Linked DNA regions of Mus musculus: region 2 is linked to region 1. A link is a loop called in an ENCODE intact Hi-C map of the cell type or tissue named here. Cell type or tissue: heart. All regions are shown on one strand. Region 1 has its middle 43 kb from the start of Gm2233. Region 2 has its middle 12 kb from the start of A330076C08Rik.

Region 1 (4,000 bases):
GGAGAGAGAGGGGGAGAGGGAAGGGGAGAGAGGGGGAGAGGGGGGGGAGGGACAGAGAGGAGGAGGGGGAGGGGAGGGGGGGAGAAAGAGAAGACAAACTATGGTAGAAAGAGTGTGGTGGAATAGAGCTGCTCCATAGTGATGACCTGGAAGATGAGAAGATGCCTGGGGCCTCAATATCCTCATCAGAGGAGAGCTCTACCGACCTGACTGGGGCTTCCCTCCAGCTTCCACCACCTCCCAATAGCAACCCAGACCAAGAACCAAAGACCCAGTCCTGAATATGTGGGCCTCTGGCAAACACTCCTGAACCAAGCAGAAACGAGGTATGTGGGTCAGGACTGGTGAGCAGAATAAAGTGAGGTTCTAAAATCGTCAGTTAAAGCAAGCCTTTCTCTTTATAAGTCGATGGCCTCAATTATTCTGTCATAGGAGCTGGAAGCTAACACATACCTCTGGTCCTCTTCCCGAGGAGGCCAGACCTCTTCTATACCAGGAAGAAGAAGCGAAAGAACACATCAGCAAGCAGGATCTGAGCTGCTTGCAAGATCCTTTTAACAGTGGTCAGAACTTGGCCCTCACAGAAGAGCTGATTTTCTACACCCCCCCCCCCCAGGAAGTTCCATGGCTCTTCTCCTCTCTTGCCCGCCCCCTTTCCTCTTTCAGCTTGAGTTGTCTCCAAGTCACCTGACCGACGTCGTTCATTTTGCTATCCATAAGTAAACATATCTATTCCAAACAACCAACCAACCATATGAAACCATTATTCATGGTAAAGACTACGGTGTGTTCTGATGCTAAGTCACTAATAAGCTACAGGTAGAAGGATGGATTAGCACAACTAGAATACTAAGAGGACTAGAGGCTGGCTCCCATGGCTCTCTCTCCAGCCTCTCTCAGGGCTCCTCTGCTCACTGCCCTGAGTGTCAGCAAGCTACACTGTGCAGCTAGATTCCAAGAGACCTGTAACAGGTGATTCAGCCTCTTGAACTTCAGTCCACTACTCTGCATCTGCTGGCACATGCCCCAGACAATACTCTTACTAGGGAGTGAGCTGGTGTGTGGCCAGTGCTCTATGAAGAATTTGAATGTTGTTTGAAGTTTAAAGTTTTTTCTCATTTGTGAAATGGTTTTCTTTAATATTTCTCAGTATTTTCATCTTGTTTGGAAAAGAGATATAGTATATATTAGTCCTCATGTTAGCTGCTTCTATTCTCCTCCTCCTCCTTCTTCTCCTCCTTCTCCTCTTCTTCTTCTCTTCCTCCTCTTCCTCTTCCTGCTACTTCTCCTTCTTTTTCTCTTTCTCTTCCTCCTCTCCCTCCTCTTTCTCTCCTTCTCCTCCTTTTCCTTTTCTTCCTTCCTCTTCCTCCTTTTCCTCTTCCTCTCCGTTTCTTCCTTCTTTAAAGAAGAAGACATGATCTCATATATCCCAGACTGGCCTTGAACTTACTGTGTAGGCAAGGATGACCTTGACCTTCTGACCCTCCTGCCCCTATCTCCAGAGTGCTGGGATTACAGACGTGCGCCACCATACACCACTATGCAGGGCTCAAACACTAGGCTTCATGGATACTAGATAAACATTCAACAAACTGAGTTACAAATCCAGCCCACTTGAAATTACTTTTTTTTTTTTATTCCTGTGATCAAATCCCTGAAAAACAGCACTTGAAGGGAGAAGTATTCTTATTTCTGAAGAGATCTTGGCTCATGATCTGAAGGGATACAGTATATCATGGAAGCAAAGGCAAGATGGTGGAAGTGTGGAGTGGCTGGTCACGCCATATCCACAGTCAGGAAGTAGATGGAGATGAACAGAGATCTCCATACTTGATTTTTTTTTAATCATCTTGGGACTCCACCACCCACATTAGTCCATTTGGGAGAAACACTAAAGGCCTACGCAGAGTTATGGCTCCTAAGTGATTCTAAATCTAACCAAGTTGAACGTTAACTACCACATTAACCTAAGTCTAAACATCATAGATCAATGATGACAGAAGCAGACAAAAGACAAAACAAAACAAACAAACAAACCAAGGTCTGAGTAACCAGTGGGACAGATGCCAGGCAAGGGCGCAGCCCAGACTGACAGCCAATTCATTAGAAGAGAATCCCTTCAGGATAAGCCAACTCATTCTTTGAAGCAATGTAGTCACAAGAATGAGGCAGTACTCTTTGCTGGCTTTTGGCCAGCCCAGCTCTGGGAAGCGTGGTCAGCGTCTTTAACTGGACTTGGCCTCCGGAAACAAAGCTCAACCTCTTTAGCAGGAGGCAGGGTTTCCCCACTGCCCACTAAACTGTTTGCAAAAGAAAAGAAAGAAAGGTAAATATTTGAACACCAGAAAATAAATAATGATCATAAATAATGCAGTCGTCTTCCAGTGTTTGCCCACAGCCGCTGACAGGCTGCCATGTGAAGTTTGCTTCTTACAGCGGTGTCTGCAGCCCAGCAGCTAGGTAAGGGCGTCAGGGGAGGGAGTACCTTTTTCTAAGGCTTGTATGGCATTGTGAAGAGATCTGCTCAGAGCCCTCTCCTGCATTCTGGGAAGAAGAGAGAAGCCCCCTTTTGCTAATTCCTGGCATGTTTTATGCTATCTGAATGATCAATCCAGTTTCCTCTTCCAGGTATTATATGGGGTAGAGATAGCATAAACATGTGGAATTAACTAGAATTCAAATGACTGTCAAATGTCTATTCAAATGACTGTATCAATGACATAATTCACCTGAACTCCAGCTGCCCATTCACAAAGTGGGTACAGCAGAAGGTACAGCAAGGACACTGTTCAAGGATGAGCCACGGTATAATTCATATACTTGGCACAAAACGGGCACAGCCATTTGCAGTCGGCAAATTACAAAGAGGAATTTAGACGCTCCTTGGAAAACAAAGCAACAAAAACAAGACGTTCCTACCTGGCCTGCCTCTTAAACACACGGCACCAACTGGCGTGTGTTTTAAAAACCGTATCTGTGTCTCATGCTCAAGTAATCATTCTAAAAATACAGATTCCGCAAAAGGAAATGTGGTGCATCTACTTCTGATTTTACTCTTTATAAAAACACAAGCAGATCCTCTGCACGGAGGGAGAGAATTCAATTTGCAGTTTCTTGACGTGTGTTTTGCCTTCCCAGGGAAACGTGTAAGCTGGTAACTCAGCATACGTCAGATTTGGGAGGCAGCCATGTCTCTTGCAGCACTCAGCCTCACTAACAAGGCACAGCTTCTCCAAATGACCCATCCGTCAGCGGCACGTGAGCTGGGAGAATTGATTAGCCAGCCCTGTCACAGGAGAGCCATGGTGCAGCCTGAGAAAAACCATGCCAACACCCCACGCTCTCGGCCTCGGGGTGCATTCCGTTTGAGGGGTCGAATGGAGTTGAATTGATGAAGTGTTAAAAGTGAGAAGGTAACACAGAGATGTGGTCCTCTGCTTAAGGCAGATGGGTAAATCAAAGCCCAGAGCATCAGACAGCTTGCTCAGTGACAGAGCTGCCGATGCAAGCCAGGTTTCTTGACCTCCTTCCCGGCCACTGGGGAAATCTATTTCATCCATAGCCAAGTGAAATGTTTTCCTGGATTCCCCTGTGACTCTGAGGGTACAGGAACTGGAATATAAAGGCTTAGAGTCCCTTGGCCTTATTCTGTTTAGATCACACCTTACATGGGATGGCACCACCAAGAGAGGTGATCCGTGGGATAGAACAACATCACCTGGCTTCCTGGCCCTTTGGCTTTCTGAGTGGCTCTGTGCCTCCATACCAGCAGGGTGTCTAGCATATTGCAGGAATTCAATGAGTATTAACTGACTGGACACATTTTAAGTGTACACTGTCAAATCTTGTTAGTAAAAACAGTGCAATGAGCGTTGACCCTTGGCTGATAGGAGAGAGAGGCTCGAGCAAGAGTAACTGGATAAATAAGACTCTCAGCAAGCAGGAAGAATGACTCTCCACTCCTGCCTTTACCACCTGGCTGACCAACGGCCCAGTGACA
Region 2 (4,000 bases), 240 kb before region 1:
GTCCCAGCACTGGGGAGCAGAGACAGGGAGATCCCTGGGCTCATTGGCCACTGGCCGCTGTTATAGACCAGCGAGAGATCCTGTCTCAAAACAGAAACAAAACAAACAAAACCCATCTTGACATCTTGACAGCTTCCAAGAGGATCTTCTACTCTTTATATGAGTATGCACTTATTTGTGCACATGTACCCCTCCCCACACTCACACACATACACACACACACACACATACTCACATACACACACTCACATACACACGCTCACATATATATACACATACACTCACACACACATACACACATATACTTACACATACACTCACATACATACAGACACATACATACACTCACATACATACACACTTACACGTATACTCACATACACACACACTCAAATACATGCAACACATACACACATACACTCGCATGCACACAGACTCACACATATACACTCACACACACACTCACACACTCACATACATACACACATTCACACACAATTCATACACACACTCACTCACACATACTCATGCACATACATTCACACACACACACTCACACACATTCACTCACATACTCGCACACTCACATATACACACATACATACACACACATACATACACTCACATACACACACAATTCACACACATACACACACACATTCACATACATACACTCACACACACTCTCCCACACACACCCCACACACTCAAAGAACACACATGGGGAGAATGCAATACAGCAAACAAGAGAGAGCACCTAGAGAGAAGACATGCCCATGAGGACACTGAGGGGCAGTACAGGTGACCCTGGCAAAGTCAACACTGACAGCACTAGAGAATAGGAGATGGTGCTGGCTGCTCCCATAAACTGCCGGCCCTTGGAGGGTGCTAGTCACAGGCAGGTATGGTTCTGAGGGCTTTAAAGGAAGTAAACCAGCCGATACTTGTGATGAACATGGAGCCCTGGATGCAGAAGTTTAGTTTGTCCCAGCTCTTCTGGCATCAGGACCTTGTGACACTAGACAGGTGACAAAGCCTGTGTGTATTTTAAGGTCCTGAGTAACTCAGGATGTGTGTTAATATCAGCTGATCTAGAGAAAGGACCTCAGACTCTGGAGACCTCAACCTAGATGACAACTCAGCAGGAGCACCAGGCTCACATCCCTCCACCCACACACCCATCCTTCTATGTCTCAGATCCTACGTGAAGCCCTTGCGTTGCCCAACACTCCAGCCTGGCCCTCATTCCCTTCTCTCTCCCTCTGGCTCTCACGTCATTAACAAAACTCCCCAGACCCTTGCAAATCCCCTAAAGCAGGACTGTCCCAGGAGACAAATGGTGGATTTAATAAGCTTCCCCTTAAATGGCCTCAATCCCTTCCAGTTGATTAGGAGGAGAAAACACCGGACTGCAGGACAGTTCCCGGGCAGGAGGTGAGGGAGGGAGAATAAAGAATGTCTCCCAGCTCCCGGGCCTCGGGGACCAAATTAAGAAAGCAGGCACCACTTACTCAAAATCAGATGAATGTCAGCGGAATGTTTGTCAAACAAACTTGTCATTATTTGTCACAATTTGAGGACGTATCCGTCAGTCGTCACACTGGAGCGTGTAACAGCTATTTATAGCTGCCAGCCGAGAGTTTTAACTCATGCAGGGCCAAGGCTCCACAGTATAAACAGATTTATTTATAATGATTGCGCAGCTATAAATAGTTTGGTTTGGGGAGCGTCGAAGAACAGCTCTGGAATGTTCTGCCAGTGCCAGCGGCAGGAAGGCTGACAGCGGGAGATGAACCCTGCTTTTTGTTTTGTTTTCTTCTTCTTCTTTGGAGACTCTTTATGTATGTCCTTGGTCACACCCTTCCTCAATGTCTCTTCTGGAAGGGGAGTGGTGTTCCTCTGCATTCCCAGGAGATGGTAGAAGTTACTCACTTAATTAACATCTGCCCCAAGATCCTCCCTTGAAAGGGAGTCCAGGCCGGGGCTTCGCCTCCTTTGTGCCTATTCGTGGACAATGAACTAATTACAGTCTCTTTTCTCCCGCAGGGTTGGGGGGGGGTGTTATCCTGTTATTCCAGCGAGAAGGCAACTCTCCAAAGGCTTGTTTATAGCTTCAGATTTAATTTGAATGGCTGTGTCCTCTCTTCCAAAATAAGAGGTTATCAGAAATGAACTAGTTTCTCATGTCAGCAGGACCCCAGCTGAGGATTAAAGAGTAGGGGTGGGGGGAGGTGCTGAGGAGAGGGACGGGAACACGCATGTATAAACTGTACATGGAAAACACATAGTTGCATCAGTGTAAAATCCGATCATTATAACATTTGGCACAGGGGCAATAGCGATCCACTAGCCAGCCTGCACCCCTGCCCTCAAGAGCACATACCTATTTATCACATTGAAATGTCTGCTGTCATACCTCTTTCTAATGCCATCTGCCAAAGTCATCCGCTCAGTTTTCATGCGGCTGGCCTCAATCTTATTTTGCATACACACACACACACACACACACATATACATACATAAAGAAAAGGTGTGTCCTGGAAAAAAATTTATTGGATCTTAATTTGCAAGATTAGTTCTGGTTCATTTTATGGCTGTAATTTAATACTCATAATGATTTTCTGACACATATGTTTTAGCAGCAAGCTCTCCCTCCTATTCATCTTTCATTTCGATACAGCTCTAAAGTAGATTAGGCTGGATGGTACGCGTCAGGGAGTGTGGCACCCCGAGAGAAACTGGCATCAAACTGCTGCGGCTGCTCCAAGCTGGCAACAAGGCTCAGCTGGGCACAGGGGATGGGATGGCAGAAGCAAGAAGCCCAACTTCGAGAGCCATCATTATCAGCTATATCATCATCATCATTACCATCACTAGTGTAATTCTTTGAGGACGGCTGTAAGTCAGGCCCTATGTAATCAAAAGCCGCTGAGTACCTCTGCAGGTAGTATAGCTTATGGGTACAAACCGATAGTTTAGTTCTCTGGATGTCAAAGAGGGGGAAGGCTCTGGAAGGTTCTGCCAAAGCCAGTGACAGGGCAGGTAGACATCAGTAGCAGAGAGATGAATCCTGTGAGTCTTTGTCCTTTCCCTGGAGTCCTCAATGCTGCAGGACCCTAGGTGTGGAGGCCCACGTTTGGCGAAGGCAGGTTTCCTTTGACAGTCTCTCTGGGAACCTAAGTTATACATTTGCAAGAATGTACACATGACTATGTAACTTGATAAAAGTGACTTAAACTGAAAGTTGAGAGAGATTTGGGGAGTGCGGAGCTCATCCTGGAGAATGTGATGGACCTCTGAAGCGAGCAGCCCCCAAGCCTGGTTTAGGGTTATGACAGAGGCACCCAAGGCCAGGGTACAGGAAATCCAAGGGCATAATGTGAATCGAGTTGAATGGCCAGGTGGGCAACTCTTCGTTTATTATGGGAGAAGCCGTCACCATACATGCTACTAAGACTAATCCAACCTGCTGTGAGTTTACCTCACAGGGAGCTACACAGGACAGACTGCGTTCAGACAGATGGACGCTATACCAGGATTCTCCTTTACCCTCTTCCAAGTCCTCTCAGACTTTGTGAAGGCTCTGTACTATTTTAAAGGATAGTTTTCATCCTCCCTCCCTCCCTCCCTCCCTCCCTCCCTCCCTCCCTTCTTTGGTTTATTTATTTATTTATTCATTTATTTTTAAAGAGAGGGGTTCTCAATGTTTAAAATAGGACAGATATTTTCATACTAATGATAACATCTTCACGTTACCAAGCAAGTAATTTCATGGAGGCTTCCCAGGACTAGAGATATGCATAGTTAGGAACAGCACTACTAATGTGTGCTATACAAGATGTCAGTCTGATACAGCTTATGGCGAGGGCTTTTGTTTATCCCTGTTTCTGCCTTGTGTCCTCTCCCCACCCCCCAGCTCCCTCATGTGAGCTGAGGAAGGTGCACTGTGAAAGCCATAGGCAGCTGAGGGTCTTCTTGAGGTAGCTGTTAGGGTTTTCCC

What was found. A loop is a pair of places that touch in the nucleus more often than their neighbours do. Peaks named below come from ENCODE experiments on the same cell type or tissue, not always from the same donor. Only the 100,000 strongest peaks of a DNase experiment are listed, where the experiment ranks them.
Region 2: it touches region 1 in a loop (2.8-fold over the local background); 2 of 42 quality-filtered maps call a loop at or near these places.

What each region holds. Positions count from the first base shown.
Region 1 is chr13:43,990,155-43,994,154 of GRCm38, reverse strand. No RefSeq gene overlaps it. Among named protein-coding and RNA genes, the nearest start is that of Gm2233, 43 kb to the right of the region's middle. In heart, no CTCF peak of the experiment used is centred here; DNase peaks (open chromatin) are centred at 2,164 and 3,224; H3K27ac peaks cover 1,003 bases.
Region 2 is chr13:44,226,660-44,230,659 of GRCm38, reverse strand. No RefSeq gene overlaps it. Among named protein-coding and RNA genes, the nearest start is that of A330076C08Rik, 12 kb to the right of the region's middle. In heart, a CTCF peak has its summit at 1,915; a DNase peak (open chromatin) is centred at 1,919; H3K4me3 peaks cover 903 bases; H3K27ac peaks cover 2,377 bases.